Linked DNA regions of Homo sapiens: region 1 is linked to region 2. A link is a loop called in an ENCODE intact Hi-C map of the cell type or tissue named here. Cell type or tissue: transverse colon. All regions are shown on one strand. Each heading gives the region's core, and the rest is flanking DNA. Links, peaks and the distances in the headings are about the cores only. Region 1 overlaps TANC2 (tetratricopeptide repeat, ankyrin repeat and coiled-coil containing 2). Region 2 holds the start of LOC105371856 (a long non-coding RNA gene).

The links. A loop is a pair of places that touch in the nucleus more often than their neighbours do. Peaks named below come from ENCODE experiments on the same cell type or tissue, not always from the same donor. Only the 100,000 strongest peaks of a DNase experiment are listed, where the experiment ranks them.
Region 1: it touches region 2 in a loop (4-fold over the local background); 19 of 110 quality-filtered maps call a loop at or near these places.

The regions. Positions count from the first base shown.
Region 1 is chr17:62,971,636-62,981,370 of GRCh38, reverse strand. All of the region lies in intron 1 of TANC2 (tetratricopeptide repeat, ankyrin repeat and coiled-coil containing 2), which reads right to left. Among named protein-coding and RNA genes, the nearest start is that of TANC2, 10 kb to the right of the region's middle. In transverse colon, for the core only: no CTCF peak of the experiment used is centred there; no DNase peak of the experiment used is centred there.
Region 2 is chr17:63,409,188-63,418,922 of GRCh38, reverse strand. It overlaps TANC2 (tetratricopeptide repeat, ankyrin repeat and coiled-coil containing 2), which reads right to left. Exons shown (of 28, transcript NM_001394998.1): 22 at 7,237-7,412; 23 at 6,793-6,925; 24 at 6,214-6,243; 25 at 5,289-5,380; 26 at 3,249-3,395; 27 at 516-616. LOC105371856 (a long non-coding RNA gene) reads left to right here and starts at 4,493. Exons shown (of 4, transcript NR_188626.1): 1 at 4,493-4,516; 2 at 4,612-4,769. In transverse colon, for the core only: no CTCF peak of the experiment used is centred there; no DNase peak of the experiment used is centred there.

The DNA of each region.
Region 1 (9,735 bases), core at 5,315-7,814, 440 kb after region 2:
GAGGGGGGGTAGGTTCTAATGGACAACTGAAGGAAATGACCTTCAACAGAGAAAAAGACAGTTATTTCATAATAAGATTGGTAAAGATGCAGGTGGTGGGAAGATTATTTCTATTTTCTTAATGAAACAGAAAGCAAGGTCATCAGCTGAGAGAGAAGATGGAATGGAAATACTGACAATGTGAATGCAAGGGAAAGATATAATCATCTAAGCAATGGGAACGTGAAAGAACTAGAGTTAACAAGACAGCTGGGCAGCACTAAACCATGAACTTAAAGTCATTAAGTACTAGCCAAGAATTGAAAGTCAACATAGCTGTTTGCTCGAGCCATATTCACCTACAAGTATACAGGTATAAAACAGATGGAGTTGGTTTTCATCAAGGTTTGGCCAAGCAAGAACAACTCAGGGAGAGAAGTCAAGAGGGTTGAAAGTAGACTCAGAAGAGCAAGTGTAATGACAGGCTTTGGGAACTCAGCTAGTTGGAAAAGGAAATGAGGATATGAGGGTACGATGTAACAGAAAAGGTGGCAAATGAGAAAGTCCCAGTGAGATGAAAGAATTAAGACTCTTGGGTACTAGAAGTAAGCCAGAAAAATAGGAGGTGGTAGGTGGAGAGTAAAATGTCAGAAACTGATAAAGAAATCAGAATCTCTGGGAGTGAGTCCTAGGCATCTATAGTTTTTCAAAGCTCCCCAGTTAATGCAGATGCCCTGAGAGTTTAAAAGCATCTGCACAGGATATGCCACAGAGTTGAATGGCTAAGATAAATCAATGGAGGAGAGGAAGTCAGGAAGCCAGAGTATTGCATGTTAAGTATTCTTTACCCAAAATGCTTTGGGCCAGAAGTGTCTCAGATTTCAAATTTTTTTCAGATTTTGGAATATATGTACCACAGAGCATCCCAAATCTGAAAACCTGAAATCTTCCAATGAACATTTCCTTTGAGTTGTCATGTCAGCACTCAAAAAGTTTCTAATTTTAGAGCATTTCAGATTTTGGATTTTCAGATTACAGATAACCTATATGAAAAGCATCTGTATGGATCCTGAAATCACCAACAACTACATGACTGGAGTAGTGGGAGAGAGCCCAGAAGTCTAGATGCAGCAATAAGAAACAAACAGAACATCTCTGTTCCCAATAGGAGGAGCCACCACTAAAGAACTCTTCAGGGGAAGGAGTGCCCTCAGGAAGAGAGCTCAGTTTCAGGTACAGTAAGGAAATCAAGGTATTGTTTAGAGAAGAGGTTAAAAAGAAACGGTGTTTTACAGGTGACTGACAATAAACTCTAAAAGGCACAGAGGAAAGGTTTCAGAGTCACACAGTGGTGAAAACTGGGGTCAGACAAGAGAGACGAAGGAAAGAGAAGGTTCAAGCCAAACTAGTGGAGGAGAATAAGGCCAGGAAATCTCAGAAAGCAAGCTGCCATTCACTCATTCATTCATTTATTTATTTGAGACAGGGTCTCACTCTGTTGCCCATGCTGGAGTTGCAGTGGTGCTAACACGACTCACTGCAGCCTAGACCCTCCCAGGCTCAAGCTATCCTCCTGCCTCGGCCTCCCATGTAGCTGGGACCACAGGCATGTGCCACCACACCCAGCTAATTTTTAAAATTTTTTGTGGATACAAAGTCTCACTTTGTTGCCCAGACTGGTCCAAACTCCTGGCCTCAAGCAATCCTCCCACCTCAGCCTCCCAATACTAGGATTACTAAAGGCGTGAGCCACCGTGCCCTGCCTTGCCACATTTTTTAAAAGTACAGAAAAGCAAGAGAAGAGAAAGCTCTGTAAATTTAAAAAATGCTTTCCTAAACCCAGCCACACTCTAAAATATTTTTAAAATTTATTTCAAATAAAAATGAGTCCCAGAAAAGTATCAAGGTTAATCTCATACGAAGTTGCTAGTATAAGAAATGAGAGAATAGGAGTAGAATATCCCTACAGACAATGAAGGCATGCCAGAAAGACATGCCCATATAACAGACCAAAACTGTTAACATGCTATTGCAAAATAAGGTAAAAGATCTTTACTTTAAAGAATAAGACCAAAAAAAGAGAAAAAACTGGGGTCAGAAAGGCAGAAACACAGAACTATAAAGACAGGAATTACTGGCAGCATTGGGTTTCTCATGATATAAAAGGGATAAAGTATACCGTGAGATTAAACCTGAAAATCTCAGGGCATATAAGGATGGTAAAACTGCATGTATAGAAGACACTTATAAAGAAAGGAGAATCAGACTTTTCATCTGCACAAAAGGCTTGAAGACAGTGGTATAACGTGTACATGCTGCATGAAAAAAAAGGATTATGATCCATGAATACTATGTCTGGTCAAAATACCTTTCACTAATCAAGATAAAAGACATCTTCATTCAAGTAAGGATTAGGAAATTATGCCATATACATTCTGGGGAAATTATTCCAAAATTTTATTAAATGCTTTGCTGGCATCTATTGAAATCAACATGGGGCTCTTTTTTCCAGTCTCCACAACTCCCACAGTTGCAGCCAGCAGTACAGATATGGCCAAATCCAAGAACAATATCACAGAAGACCAGTCCTGAAAATGGCACAGAAATGGCTTCAAGACATTCAGATTCTAAGGAATGCATAATTCTGCCAACAAGCCCAACAAAAAAGTCCTCGAAAAGATTCAGGCCAACATTTCCAAGGCAATGAGCACCTATACAGAGGCCAAAAAGGTGCTCCTCAAGCCCAAAGTAATCAAATTGGTACTCTTAAAAGGTACCAGCCCTGAACTGGATATCACCCACACCATCCATCCCAGTCTCTTTCCCAGCTGTCCATACTGTCAACATACTAAGCTTTGGCAACCAATGGCCAGTAACGAGGTCAAGGCCAAGGCACAGGACCCATAGAGTCCCCTCTAAAGACCCCAGAATAAAGACTTTTGTCTATCAACTTTTAAGACCAAAGAACTGTATAAAACTTGGACTGCTGTCCACATGGGCAGGCATCTCCCTATGCTATTTTGTATAAATACAATACGAAGCCCCTAACTCTCCCCAAAAAAAGAGAAATAATCATGTAGTTTTTATCTCAGAATGTGTTAATATTATACAATATTTTAATATTTTAATGCCCTTGCCTTCCTGCAATAAACTCTACTTGATCATAGTGTATTACCTTTTAAACACGTGGCTAGATTTATTTTGCTAATACTTTATTTCAAATGTTTGCTTCTCTAGTCATAAGAGTGAACTAATGTTTATAATAGCAAAAAAAGGAAACAATCTTAACATCCATCAGTTGGGAAATAACATAATAAATTATGGTACAGTGTACTATAAAATATTATTCAGCTTTTAAAAATTAGAGTTCCATTTACTGAACTGAAGTGATAGCCATGATATATTGTTAAATGAGTAATACATGTTACTAAGCAATAAATAATATGATCCCTATTTAATTAGAAAAACAAGAAGCCTGTATATTTATGTGTATATGCTTATATATTTTTGAGCAAAGAGAAACACACTGAAAAAATACTCCTTATCAAAGTGTTGGTTAACGTTGGCTACTCCAAGGAATATAACTAGAGAAGGGAGAAACCCGAGGGGAGAGGAAAATATCAACTTTTTCTTTATTGACTCCTAGAGTTTGTTTATTTTAGTGGTTGCAAGCAGATGTATTACTTTTGTAATTTAAAAAAATAGGTAGAATGTTAGGGGATGGGGAGAATATTACTTTTGTAATTAAAAAAAAATAGGTAGAATGTTAGGGGATAGGGGAGAAATACCCCAGCTGCCCATTATAAGTAATGACAATTAACATTTGTTGACAACCAATAAATGCCTACATTTAACATATCCAAAGACAAAAACAATTAAATTATCTAAAGCAAGGAGAAGACTCATTATATGAAGTTATTTTAAAATTCAAAACAATCCAATCTGGAACCAAATTTGCATATAAGTAGTCTTTCCCAAGTGCATTAAGTGAAATGTCTTCAGGATGAACTATTCTTTAGTTTATAACTAGCACAAACTTATCAGTTTATAAAGATCAGGAAAACTAAAGATGAAACTAAGAGAAAATGAGTCAAGTTCATTTAAAGAAAAAGATTCAATAATTATACTAAAGATACACAGATAAGCAGAAATTGACAAAGTGCTACAGAAATAACTGAAGCTTAGGGAAAAATGGGATTGTTATATGTCAAAAATGTTTATGTAGAAACAGAATGCTTGTTCCCTGGGGCTGCAAAGAAATAGCACTTGAACATAAATTTAATTCTCTCAGCAAGGCCATTTTTACTTTCTGCAGAAAGGGTACACTCGCCAACAGTTTTGCCACAAGAGTGCATGGAACAAAGGAGACAGGGTCATTTATAACCTGACGCGTCCACCTTACTGCTGTGTCTGGTTTCCATCGGCTGGAACGGGACCTCACATTCTGTATTTGTCACGATTGGCTAGCGACTTGGAACTTTTTAAAAGAGGCAAAGGCAGAGGAGAACAAAGGAAGGAGGAAGTAACTTGTGGAATGCTAAGAAAGGTAAAAATACTTCCAAATAAGGAAGAGGAACAAGCTACGACCTAATGCTTTCTTGGACCAGTATAAGCATGCCAGGGCAAGTATTTAGGCTAAATTGTGAGAGCTAAGAATATAAAGTACATTAATTTTTTTTATTACAGGTAGTATTTAAGAATGTTAGCACGGATCTTTGAATAAATTTTGCTTCTAAGAGAAGTTACTATTTATTCCTAATTAGACGGGGAGGAAAGTTTCTTTGAAGAGGAACCTCTACTTTATTTTTTACAAGATTCTAAATAGTTAACTGATTATACCACAGAAAAAGGGGCAAAATTTTCCAATATATTATTTTACACTGTAAATAGATAAGTCCCTTTTTTATTAAGTAGGTAGATATCAAAAAAAAAAAAACCAGACAAACCCTCCAAGCAGTCCACCTTGACTGACTGTCACATACAATGTTTCAAAAAAGAAAGATTACAAAAAGCTGTCAACCTGAGGCACTGGCTGGGGGTAGGGGTGTAAGGAGCAAAGTTCAAGTTATTATTCACAAAAAAAGATATTTGTAGAAGTTAAAACTGTTTACATAATCAAACTGAAGAAAAGCTGTCAAGGGGCGCATCTCAAGAAACACTATGATTTGAGATTTTATAGAAAGGATTAAAATTAATTTTTGTCAAGTTAGTAGTGTTCAAAAGAAATAGTCCAAAAAAAATGCATAAAAAGAGTAGGCCCAGCAGTATCTGAGTTTTTCGGTTTACAGTTATTCAAAAACTCTTTCTCTCAGCTTTTATCAAATACTTCACAAAAGAAAATTTAAGGATATGAATAAAATAAATCAGTATCCAAACTACCATGGGTTTCTAAAATGCCTTGCAAGGCTGAAAAGGAAATCAAGACAAGATAACAAAGAAAAGCTGGAGTGACAATGCCAGTAAAAAATTGGGAGGAGCTGGCATATATCAAAAAAGAAAAATTTAGGATACTTTCCACAGGCTAATAAAAATTACCATTTATTAAGTACTAGACATCGTCCTAAGGATTTTCACCAAGATATTTTTCATTTCATCATCATAAAAACCCTGTGAGATAGATTTTTGGCCCCTCATACAATTAGTGACAGAGCAGTAATTCAAACCCATTTTCATGATTCAAAACTCATAAAGTCATATTCTTTCCAATATATACTGGTCTCATCATTGGAATTTCTAAACTTACAACTGAGCAACAGTACTGTCATCCTATAATATAGGAATGTCTGAATAACAGCTTTCAAACAAAGTCTGTCTCTACATTAAAAAAAAAAAAAAATTAAAAAAAAAAGCCCGAAAATGGAAAAGCTGATTCTCTGATCCTGAGGCAGAATATGGGTGTATGTGGTTGGACGGTTATTTATGTGGTTTAATAAGTCTTCATTCCATAGGCCCACTAAAGCTATTTACATTCATTCACACTAATTCACAATCCCAGGGTGCCCTAGAGGATTCCATGGAATTTGAACAGAAATAGAATTACAGAGTACAATAAATATGTATCAAGTTTCTATAACCTATAACCTAACTAGCTGTGCCTTACCAAATTTCAGCAACCACAACTAGAAATTGTGGGATTCCTCCACCCAATGAAAGATTAGGAATAAAGGGCTAAGAAGTGACTACCTTCATTTAGGCAGACAGAATTGCCTGAGATCTGAGATTTGAAGCACATTCTCCAAGCATAAAATGACTAAATCACAATCTCTATATACCCACTCTCGTTTCCAAGTTCAATAACTATAATCTACTTATAAGGCTGGATTAACCAGGGGATTTCCATGGCAGTAAAAAACTGGGGCCATATTTCTTAATGTTGTCAATCTTTATAATCAGCTACGTCATCATATGATAATGCTAGCATGGTATTACAGACAAGGAAATAAGAATGGCTACCTGGTCCAAAGATCATCCATTTGGAATGACAAGTTTTCCACTATTATTGCTTACGTACTTTTCTTTATGAATTTTATGTCTGTAACATTGGCTGATATCTACGAAAAGGAATATATCAATCACTGCCTTTTCATAACACTTTGCCACATAAAGAAAACAGTAAAATCTATCATCATTGGCTTACTGAACTTCAGGGAAGTGGCAAATATTAATAGTATGGTACATATGTTTTTGAACTATATTTTTCCCAGGGGTAGAAAAAATATGTAAGACACAGGATTCTGAATTACAATTTTAGCTTTTAAGGAAGAATATGAAATTTCCATCCCCAAGTCAAAGACAATAGTAGTAAAATTAACAACTTATACATAGTAGTCAATAAATATTTAAATGAATGAATATGTTAATACACTCCATAAAAATACCCCAGTTTTTCCAACATAACTAATCCACCTCAACTTTTAAACTTTACACACAAGGTGTCTGCCTAACAAACTAATATACAAAATCAAGGTTTTTAAAAATATAACAATGATCTTTTATTGCAAAAAATGTATATGAGAAACTGAGATGTGAGCGAAGAAAAACATTCTACTACATGCTGTTCTCCAAACTCCTCTCCACCTTTTAAAGAAAAAAAAAGGAATAGAATCTTGAAACACACTTTGTGAGAGTCTTATTCAGTGTTAGATGTAATAAGGGTGTCATCAGAGAGGTACAACAGGGGCCTGTGAGATAAATCATTACAAAAGCAAAGTGGCCAATCTTCTCAGTAAATAGAAGGAATTATGCCCTGCGAAGCCCTTCAAAAAAGTAGCTGGTATATCTCCAACTCATGATATTCAACGAACACTTAATGGGCACAGGCTATGTAACAGACCAAGGACTGACAAACTTATTCTCTAAAGAGCTAGCTAGTAAATATTTAGGCTTTGCAGGCCGTATGGTCTCGACAGCAACTAGTAGTCAACTCTGCTGCTGCACCCAATACCCAATATGTAAATAAGTGAATATGGCTAAGTTCCAATGGAACTTTCTTTATGGACAATGAAATTTGAATCTCCTTTAATTTTCATATGTCATGAAGTATCATTCCTCCTTTGATATCTTTTCAACTGCTTAAAATTGTAAAAACCATTCTTAGTTTGCAGGTCATACAAAAACAGACAATGGGCTGGATTTGGTCTATGGGCTATAGTTTGGCAACTCTTGCATTGTACAAAGAAAATCATTTGGCTAAAGTTCAGAGAATCTTCTCATCTTCCTCTTGCCACCAGCAAACATAAAAAAGAACAAAATCTGGTTTATCTTTAGGGTTAGTTTTAGTTACAGTCCAGGACTTACTCTGAGTAATATTTTAGATGGTGTGTATATTTCTCTAAACCTACCTCCTGGTGCCTAAAGTTTCCTCTAATTCCACAATAAGAGATGAGGTTTCAAAGGCATAACTGAGATAACGGTCAACAATCCTCACTCAATAAGTAGATAATGAGCACCTACTATGTACTAACTATACTGATGCTGAAAAGATGAAAAGTCACAGTGCCTGCTTAAAAGCTCACACATTAGTGATGAACCAGTCATATTAAATATTTAAAATATGTTACGGCCGGGTATGGTGGCTCATGCCCGTAATCCCAGCACTCTGGGAGGCTGAGACGGGCCGATCATTCGAGGTCAGAAGTTCAAGACCAGGCTGGCCAACATGGCAAAACCCCATCTCTGCTAAAAATATAACAAAATTAGCTGGGCATGGTGGCACATGCCTGTGATCCCAGCTACTCAGGAGGCTGAGGCAGGAGAATCACTTGAACCCAGGAGACAGAAGTTGCAGTGAGTCAAGATGGCCGCCATTACACTCTAGCCTAGGCAACAGAGTGAGACGCCGTGTAAAAAAAAAAAAAAAAATGCGGCAACTACTATATACACCAAGTGCAAGGGGAGAATAGATAGAGAACATCATGCCCAAGCCCACCTGGAGGAGTAAGCAAAACCTTCTTCACTCGGAAGACATTGGGCTAACGCATGATGGCTGTGAAGCAGTTTGCCCAGAGAACAAAGGAGAGGGCAGGAGTAGTCCATGAAAAAAAGAACTTCATAAAGGCATGAAAAGGTAGGAGAATACTACATACTGAAGGAACCACACACAGTTTACTACCGCTAAAGCACTTTGAAGACAGAAGTGGCAGGCAATGAGTCTAAAGAGGAGGCAGGGACCAGATCATTAAGGACCTTAAACGGTTTGCTAAGGAGTTTCCACTTTATCCATTCAGTGATGAGGAGCCAGTGAAAGATTCTGAAGAAAAAAGTGACATGATCAAATGACTATCTAGAAAGATCACTCTGGAAGCAACGCAATGGAAGAAATGTAGGCAAAGTTGACAAAAACACTAAAGGTGTTTCCTCAGCAATTGGATTTTTAAAAAAACACACCAACAAGATCATTTCTATAATGCAACTACTCAGTTTAAATGAGTGACATGAGACTCTCTTAAGTTCTGATAAACAAAGAAAGGAGTTTAAGATGCACTATAAACCATGTAGTGAATAAAGACAGAAATTGATATTACGGGGAAGAAAAGGCATAATAGAACACTAACACAATTATTTTGACTCTTAAATTTAGTAATGCTTACCTTTAACTATTCAAGAGCAAACAAGAGACCGAACATAACAAGATACGTCATGTGTGGCCCACAACAAAAAAACAACTTATATGACATATCCACAAACACAGCTTTCACATAATTTATAAAGATTTTTTAAAATAAACTGACCTAATAAATTTGTTTCCAGAAAAAATTATGGTATTATAGTTACTTTGACCCTTCTAGAAAAAAAAAGGTCCCAGAAAGTTTTTTCACTAATTGCGTAACCTGCTTTAGCCTTCTAAAACTCAGACCCAAAGTTCCTGTTCTCCATCTAATATTACCTTGAATCTTAAATACGCAAAGTAAAATGTCCTCTGAAACAGCGGTCCCCAACCTTTTTGGCAACAGGGACGTTTTTCCAGACAATTTTTCCAGAGGGTAGGGGGGCAGAGATGGTTTGGGGATGAAACTGTTCCACCTCAGATCATCAGGCATTAGATTCTCATAAGGACGGACAACCCGGATCCCTCTCATGAGCAGTTCACAATAGGGTTCAAGCTCCTATGAGAATCTAATGAAGCTGCTGATCTGACAGGAGGAGGTGCTCACACAGTAATGCTGGCTGGCCAGCCACTCACCTCCTGCTGTGCACCCTGGTTCCAAACAGGCCATGATGGTCCAGGGGTTAGAGACCCCTGCTCTAAAAGAAAGA
Region 2 (9,735 bases), core at 2,855-5,354:
GGTGGGTGATGGTTTAGGTGGAAGGGGGTCTGATGCCACCAGACTTGAGGAGAGCCCCAGAGGGAAGACTAACTAATCCGGGATTCCTCAAACGCCTATGGGAGAAGGAAGAGGAACCTGTGATGTTAAGTGAACCATCCTACTTTCCCTCTAAAGCGGGGGTGGGGTGCTCTGCTTAAGTGATTTCTTTAAGTCGCCGTTGTCTCTTTGTGCTAGCTGCTCTGGGGGTTGAAAAATGCCTGAGATACGGCAGAGGCTTCTTGGAAGAAGCTGCCATTCTCCAGTGAAAAAGTGTTTTTCTCCCGAAGTGAAACATTCGTGGCCTCCACAGCCCAGCAGATTTGCTGATCTTGAGCTGAGGGCTGTGCTATGGGAGCCATCCCCAAAGCTTGGCCCTGACAGTTCTCAAGGACAGAGATGTATTTGGGTACATATGCCCCAGGGTGGCCGACGCTGCCTTGGCCAAATTTTCAGAAAAGAGACCTCTTGCTTTCACCCTCTCTCTCTCTCCTCACCTGCTGCTGCGTTTTGCCCTTGCTCTCGCATAGTAAGCTTCATAAGATTTCGGTTTCAGCTCCAGGGCCTTAGTAGCAAATTCCTCCGCCATTCCAAAATCCTGTCATTACAATAGGTGTGCAAATGAGTCATTGATGAGATATAAAAAATAGACAACTTGGGAATAAAACAAATTATTTGTACATTTTTTGACATTCATGGATGGAACGCCTGGGACGCTAGACGTGCCTGACATGGCTCAAGCCGCGTGGCCTGTGGACTGAAAGTTCCTTCTGCCTTTGTCCTGTGTAGCGCTGCGACTGCTCACTGGACTTTATCTGCCCAGAATATTAAAATAGTTTTAATTTTCCCTCTTTTTGCCTTTCTAATAAAGTTCTCAGCCCGGAAGCCAAACACCAACCCTTTCCAGTGAAGCTCCTGAAGTTATCCATGCATGTAGGAGGCAAACGCACACATGTCCACATTTCACGTGGACCCTGGTCTGAGCCCCACACCTTCCTGCTACATGCACTACACTGTGGCTTTCTAAGGGACAGGTGAGAAGGTGTCCTGTAAAGTCCGGGAGGATGACGTCTGTAAAGGAAACTGCACTGACTACAGAGACTAGAGGGAGAGGGGGTGTCAGACAGACCTGGGTTCAATTCTCTGACCAGCTTCATAACCCCCAAGTGTATAGTGTATTTTCTCATCCATACCTACCCCGGGGGTAGGATCAAGTGTGATACAGTATTTAAAAGCCCTGCACAGTTCCCGGCACATAGTAGGTGCTCATTAATTATCGTTTTCTTTCTATTTCACAGAGGCTTCTCTGATCTGTTCCTTTTTTTAACTGGTTCCTTACTTAGGAAACACTTAAAATTAAAAATAAAACAAAACAAGAGAAGACCCCAGCTGTGACTGAGGTCTGTGCTCTCCCTAGAGGAACACGCTCACAGGCATGTCATTCCTGAGAACCCCTGGAAACAGAGACTGGGGGGTGGGGTGGGGAACAACGCCGACTAGGCAGCCTATGGTTTTCAGTATTCCCTTAAATACTAAGCTAAAAGAGAAGGCTTTCCCCTTCTTTTAGTGTCAAAGCCACAGTATAGCATGGTAGCCTCTGGTTATGGTCATGAGTCCTAAGGCAGAAAACAAGGCCTTGGGCAGAACAAAGGCCCTGGGGCATAGGTAAAAAAATTTTTTAAAAGTTGATGGGAAATCCTCTACCTAAGAAGACAGACGTCTGGTGTTTGGCACAGTATTGGCCCAGGAGGTGATTAACAACCGCTTCTGAACAAATGTGGAGCTAGAAAGAATTTCAGCTTTTATGGGTCACCCTCTCCCTGCTCTGCTTCCAGCCTTACCCTTTTATTTGTTCTTTTGGGACCATCATTATTCCTAAAAATATGAGGGCATTTTTAAAAAGTCTATTATTTGGTAGGGAAAAGAGATCAGTGGGTTGGCAGCAACTTCTGAGCTTTGCCTCATCCTCATCGGCTGGTGCAGGGGAGGCCTTGGTGCTGTTCCTTTCATTTCACAGGAGACCCCAAGAGCATGAAAATCTGTCTCCCGAGACCGCCACCTTCTCCCTTCCCGGGGTTGGGGGGCCTCTTCCACATCCCCACTTCCCTCAGCACCCTGGAGCAACTCTGCCTCTGAGGGCCATGGCCGTGTTCTCTGAGACAGTCAGGTTTAACTCTGCCTCTGAAGGTCATGGCTGTGTTCTCTGAGATAGGTTTAACTCTGCCTCTGAAGGTCATGGCTGTGTTCTCTGAGACAGTCAGGTTTAACTCTGCCTCTGAAGGTCATGGCTATGTTCTCTGAGACAGTCAGGTTTAACTCAGGTTCCTTCCAGTGTCAGGGTTTAGGGTCTGGAATGGATGATCTAAAGGTTACACACACAAATCTTTCTGGAAGATCCCTGGCCATGAGGTTCAAATCTTGCTTCTGTCCAGCTGAGTTTTTAATTGATCAATACATCTGTTTGGCTTGGATTATTTTTATCTCCTGAGGAACTGTGAGACCTCAGGCAGGTAGATGTCAGAGACTCCTGACACAATCTTAGCTATTTCCAAAACCTGAGAGAGGGTTCTTGGCTTGGAGTGTCTTCACGTTAAAGGGCAGTGGCTGAGGGAGCAGTGTCTGGGGACATGTGAGATGGGTCTGCAAGGTAGGCAGGAAGGACCGTGGCTTACCAGGGAGACGATAAAGGTCCAGGGGGAGTTCTGAGATTCCCCCTAGGACAAGAAGGGACATAGCATGCTGGGATACAAAGATGAGGAAAGAGGCGAAAAGTTCGATAGCCTCAGAAATTAAACCTTCAAGACCATGGTCCAAGCCCTCTCCTTAGCCCTTCTTCAAATGATAAGGGAATATACCTGAGAGTAATGACTACAATTCACATCTAATTGCAACTGGAATTCTAGTGACCACTGCTCTCACATTTTCCCAAAGACCAGAACACTGACTTGGTGGTATGGGGGTGGGAAAGATGGTATTCTCATCACTTTCAGTTAAATTATGAACATTCAGAAAGCTGCAAAGTACTCGCAGCATTAATTTCTGTACAGTTTGAGATACAGATTGTACTTAGACTTGATTTCTTTCAAATTGCAAATGTCAGTGCTCTGTGAAGGACAACCAAGTTCCAAATGGGGCAGAGGAGGATTTCAGGGGCCTGGTAAAAGCTAGTGAGTGACACAGGCTATCAGCTACCAGGATTGCAGAAAGGAGTTGGGGTGACAGGGACTTACGTTCATTTTCCTGCGACACCGAGAGAGGTTGAGGAGGAGAGACACCTTTAGTTCCCGGAAAGTTTTCAAGTCCTCACCAAACCCTTCTCTAGGGAACTTCTTCAGGGCGTACTGGTAGCGCTGGGCAGCTTCCTTTACTTTACCTTTCTAATGGGAGCACAAGATGGCGAAACACACAGTTGGTCTGCTGAACAGCTGAGGAAGTGTGGTCCCCACTCCCTTCTTCTTCTCAGCAGCTGTTACTAAGGGCTAACCCTCCCAAACGCCAGCCTAGAGAGGAGTTCTGGCCCTGATGGTGAGGGCAGAAGGGTCTAGTCTTTTCTATAGGAAACTCACCTGGCAGGAAAGGCAAGGTTGAGGGGATACCCAAGATACAAGCCAGGGAGGCAAAGCCTTGGCAAATGGAAGGCCCTGGACCCTGACTTCCCAACTGGATTCCAAAGAGGCTGACCATGCTCATTTCAAAGTTCCTTTGCTCTCTATAACACATATGACTTCCTAACCCCAAGCACTCCAAAGTTATTACTTCCTCCTTAATTTCTGGCTTGTCTGGAGAACTGTTTTTTTGGTCTGACGCTCCACCTGGCCAGCCCTCTAGAAGTCACTCTCTTCCTCATGAAGGATGTGGGAGCTAAAGCAGTCTAGCAGTTGCTTCCCTAATCTCATGGCATAAAATAATACCAATCAGTGTTCCCCATTTTTGGAAAGGCATGGAGTAGGGTGGCAGTAGAAAAGTGAAGTTTAGAGTTTGTGATTCCATCTGATGTTGCAGGAGGGATTATCCAAGAGGAAGTAAATCTATGACCAATTTAGAGATCTGGCCACAGCGACCTTGAACTTTTCTTCCACTTTGTATCTGAAAATCTATAAGCTGAGACCAGAAAGATGCAGGCGGCATCTCCCACCCCTTTAGCTGATCTTTATCCACTCTATTCCTTCTCTATAGTTACAACTCCACAGGGATCCCAGTCTTTTACTTTTCCCTTAGCACCATTCACTAAGGAGAGATTTGGAGTCTTTCAAGGTAGAATTCTGAGGGGAACAATAATGGCACTGCATATTTTCATTAAGAGGACTCCTCGCCTCAGAATACCAGAAGTTATGCTATAACCAGGACATAATCTGAGAGTAATGCCATTGTGAAGTCCATAAATATGACATCTAGGGTAATGAGGACCTTCTATGAAGTCACGTAAAATCAAGGTTGGGCCAGGGCTTAAGCTTCCTGAAAGCCTGGGAGTCCTAGATTACCGTGACTCATTCAAAGGGTACTTAGAAGATAGAATTCTGCTCCTAGGAACTTGTACACTCCTGACACAGGTGAGAATAATATGCTTCACAACTATTTCTCCTTATCTTTTAGTCTTGGGGAAGTGTCAGTGATGACTGCTGCCAAAAACTGGGTTGGATTTGTATGAAGCTTCGGGACAGGGTAATCCAGCTGATCCAGTGCGATGACTTTGACATGTAATAGACCAAGGAATTCATTTGTGTCAGGGTATGGAGCCTTCAGCTTGGACTGTGAGTACAAAAAGCCTCCACAGTTTTTGTTATTGTCATTCAGTGAATGATTTCAAACAAATCTTATAATTGCTATTTGTCTTGGTTTCCTTATCTTATTCAAGGATGCTGATAAGCTATTGTTACTATATACTTTTTAATCTATGTATATATTATGACATATGAAAGCTAGGATCAACATACTGGAAATAGCTATACTACATAATTTTACTTTGACTTGTCTCATGAGTTTCCAGATCCTACCTAACAGATTCCATGTAAAAATCGACAAAACCATGGGTGAGTGACCAGGTGAAACCAGGGCTTTAGATTGATCAGCTGCAGGCAACTATAGGCTACTCTTGCTCTCTTGGTAAGGCAGAACCCCAGGATCCCCAACATATGAGGCCATCACTGAGGAACAGTAGTTTCCCTTTGCCTCTACGCAAAGGATGAGAATTATCAAGACTTTGTAAGATTCTACACATGGAAAACAGTCAGTGGCTGTTCTGAAGAAACTGTGTCCCTCCCTCCCCTCACCTTATAAAACATGTCCCCCTCTTCCATCAGCTTGCTCAACAGGATGATCATGATGTCTGGCTTGGAGGTGGCCATCGCCCATGTGGCTGGACCTGTAGTGTACAGGATGCATGATGGGTAAAAAACTCATACAATGTAAGGGTGGTAGGAAGCTAGGTGAAAAAAATACCCTAGGGGAATTTCTGCTGAGAGAACAACTTGCTCCACAATTAGTACCTCATCTTTTAGACCTGGGAGTATTTTAGTAACTCCCACTGCCAAGAAGCTGCATTGGATTTGTATTCACCTTAAAATAAGAATACTTGAACCATGTGAGCCTGCCCCACGCGAGGGCAGCAAAGCCTGCGTGCTGCATGTGGGCAAGCAATGGCTCAGTTTGGAATTATTTTAAATAAGGAATTGGGAGGAAGGATTTATATTAAACATTACCACAGGATTTGAAAAGTCCAAAAAGGGTAATTTATTTTGGATTTGGGACTCAAAACCCCCAGATGTTTAGCCTCTTAACTTTAAAATATGTACTTTGCAGAAGGGAAACCACTGATAACTCTAAAGTTTCCCTTAAATGATAAGTACCAACTAGGACTCCCCGGGATTCACTTTGAAGCAGGAGCACAGTTCGAATGTCAATCAGATGTGAAACAAACCAACATTACTGAGGATGACTTTACCCACAAAAAGAAAGAAAAGGTTAAATTGATTAGTTTACAAATGCCTGAATTATTTACAAACTATGCTTTTCAAGGTTAGTTATCAAAAGTTCAAGTTATTCTCTACAACAGTCATTAAAAAAAATCTTCTTTTAAGGTGAAGTAAATTAAAAGATTAGAGGTGTAGGGAACTCATGCAGGCTAAACCAAAGAGGAGAAGGCAAAGCTGACCAAGCCATCAGACCACGCCTGATGCTGACAGCGGTGAAATATACCTCGTGGGCGACTCGGTAACGTCTGACAACCTTCAAAGAAAGGAGAAAACAAAAAGTTGTAGGAGAGGAAAAAAAAATGGATGAAGGTGAAAAAAAAAAAAAGAAGGAAAAAGCAGCAGTGAGAGGCAGGCAGCACAAAGCCAGCATATCAGCCAACCCTCGTCTATAGGTCTGTGGGCTTGGGGAGCAGCTGGGACAGCGGCAGCAGGGACTTGAGTCTGAAGCACATTCAGAGCAAGGGAAAGCAAAGGCTCACGGCAGCGCAGAGATCCAGGATGCTGATAGAGTGGGGCTGGAACAGAGGCAGTGCTGAGAGGTGCTTAAGGCCAGAGCAGCCTCCTGGCTAAGGCTACAAGGGACATGGTAGAGAACCACGTGGTTCTGGACACAGGGGACTGCAGACCATGGCTCAGATGGCGCTTTCCCTGGGCCAAGAGCCTCTCTGTTCACTTGGACAATAATTGGGCCAGGGAGGAGGGGGAACTATATACACTCACACCAAATACCCAGGGCAGCCAGACCACTGGACCAGTCTGGCCCCTGGGCACAGATGGCCAACATCCTCTTCCCTTCTCCTACCTATCTTGGCTCCTTTCTTCAGAAGAGTGACAACAACAGAAGTGTTCCGGCACCCCACTGCCCTATCCAAAGGGCGCATTCCACTGTAGTCAACGTGCTCGATCATGGCCCCATGATCTACCAGGAACTGGACCTAGGACACGGATCAAGCAGAGAAGTTAGGACAGGCGTAATGGCTCAGCACTGTTCCACCGAGGGCTCTGGCTGCTGCCTGCCCTTTTTCAACTGCTGGCCTACCCCAGGCTATGCTGCCATGTATTTCAGGCCTTAGCTATATCCTTGATCTTTAACAGCATTTTGAATATTCTTGCTCTCTAGCAAGTATAGATCTGAGAGCTCTGTATCAGGAATCATCAATACATCACTCCACTTTCAACCCCAGGTAGTATGGATGGAGAATAGCCCCTCTCTCTGCTCTCTTGAGGCTTGTTTAAAGGTACTTACCACCTCAGCATCGCCATAGAAAGCTGCCAGATCCAGTGGGGTACGGCCATTCTTGTCAGCATGGTCTGTGGCAGCTCCGTTATCCACCAGAGAACGTACTACTGAGAGATGGCCCTTCAAACAAGCCCAGCTGAGGGCTGTCAATCCTTCTTTGTCCATAAGAGCAATGGAGGCACCTGCAAAGGCAAGTGATAGCACAGGGCTGAGGAGACATGGAATCACACAGCAGGAGGGGAAGTACGCTGAAGGGGCATGCTCCTGCAAAGAACACTGCTCGTTTCTGGACTATTTCCATTTTAAGACTGATGCTGGTATGCCAGTTGTATCTCAACTGTTAAAAGTTCATCCTATAAGCTTTCAATAAAACAGATTCCAGTCGTTTTACTGAGTATTCAGGGTCATCCACAGTCTATTCCTAATTACTCTCTATACCTGTTTTATTATTCCCCTGTGAGAATCCTCCACTTTGGCCAAATGGATGTGCTCACTGCCTCTCGGATCTCCCGTCAATCCTCCCGCATCCTCACTCTCTGCCTCTCGGATCTCCCGTAAATCCTCCTGCATCCTCACTCTTGGTCATGCTGCTCCATGTGTGGAAGAGCTTTTCTTCCCCCATGACTTGCCTCACTTCTCATTCTCTAGGAACTATCTCCATCCTCCTGCCTCTAAGAAGCTTCTCACAGTTCACTGCTACCTCATCTTAAGTATGCTTAACATAAGTCAACTTATTCCATTATTTCTTTTTATGTATACTATTTGCATGTAATAAATTCTCAATGAGCATTTTCTTCTGCTTCTTTTTTTTTTTTTTTTTTTTTTTTTTTTTGAGATGGAGTCTTGCTCCGTTGCCCTGGCTGGAGTGCAGTGGCCCAATCTTGGCTCACTGCAACCTCCACCTCCCGGGTTCAGACAATTCTCCTGCCTCAGCCTCCTAAGTAGCTGGGATTAAAGGCATGCACCACCATGCCTGGCTAATTTTTGTATTTTTAGTAGAGATGGGGTTCACCATGTTGGCCAGGCTGGTCTTGAACTCCTGACCTCAAGTGATCCACCTGCCTCGGCCCTCACTGCACCAGAGTTCGGTGAATGTTTTCTGAGCTGAGCAGAAGCCTTCCATTGATAATAGTGCTAACTCCTTGAGACAGTCTCATCAAATAGGAGCCCAGGACATGTTTGTCATTGATCACGATGCCAGGGCCCCTTCTCCCTCCCCAGGTGGGGGAAATAAACACGAGAGGACACTGAGCCCAGGACAAGAAAGAAATCTAGAGTTTAATCTAATAAAGTTAAATTCATAGAATCAAAGAATAAAATGGTGGTTACCAGAAACTAGGAGATGGGGGGGGGGGATTGGAGAGATGTTGGTCAAAGACACAAAATTCACTTAGAAAGAAGAAATAAGTTCAAGAGATCTACGGTACTAGTTACTAACTAGTACACTAAATCTACTCTATAGTTAACTATAGTCATAGTGATAGTTAATAACAATATATACTTGAAAACTGTTGTGAAAGTACATTTTAAGCATTTTCACCAGAAGAAAAAAGTGTGTAAGGTAATGCACACATTAAGTAGCTTGATTTAGCCATTCCACAATGTATACATATACAGCTTGAGTATCCCTCATCTGAAAATCTGATTTCAGAAATGCTCCACAATCTGAACCTTTTTGAGCACCAACATGACACTCAAAGGAAATACTCATTGCAGCATTTTGGATTTCACATTTTTGGATTAGAAATGCTCAACCAGTAAGTATAATGCAAATACTTCAAAATGCAAAAAATAAAATCCCAACAGAAGTGTTTCAGATAAGCGATATATAACTAAGCATTTCAGATAAGGGATATACAGCCTGCATCAAAACATCATGTTGTACACCATAAATACTGTTCCTTTTTATGGTTAGATATGTTTAGCTACACAAATACCACTGTGTTACAACTGTTTACAGTAACTCAGTGCAGTTAATACGCTGTACAGGTTTGTAGCCTAGGAGCACCAGGCTATACTATACAGCCTAGGTGTGTAGTAGGCTATACCATCTAGGATTGTGTAAGTGCACTCTATGATGTTTACAAATGACAAAATCACCTAAGGACACAATTCTTGGAATGCATTTCTCTGAACATCTCCCCTTTGTTAAGTGATACATAACTGCATATACCATTTTTACTTGTCAATTAAAAAAATAAATATTTGGCTGGGTGCAGTAACTCACACCTATAATCCCAGCACTTTTGGAGGCCGAGGTGGGAGGACTGCTTGAGGCCAGAAATCTGAGACCAGCCTGGGCAACATGGTGAGACTGTCTCTACAAAAAACTAAAAAATTAGCCAGGTGTGGTGGTGGTGTGAGCCTGTAGTCTTAGCTACTAGGAAGGCTGAGATGGGAGGATGAGATGGGAGGATCGCTTGAGCCCAGGGGTTCCAGGCTTTGGTGAGCTATGATCAGGCCACTGCACTCCAGCCTGGGTGATGGAGTGAGACCTTGCCTCTA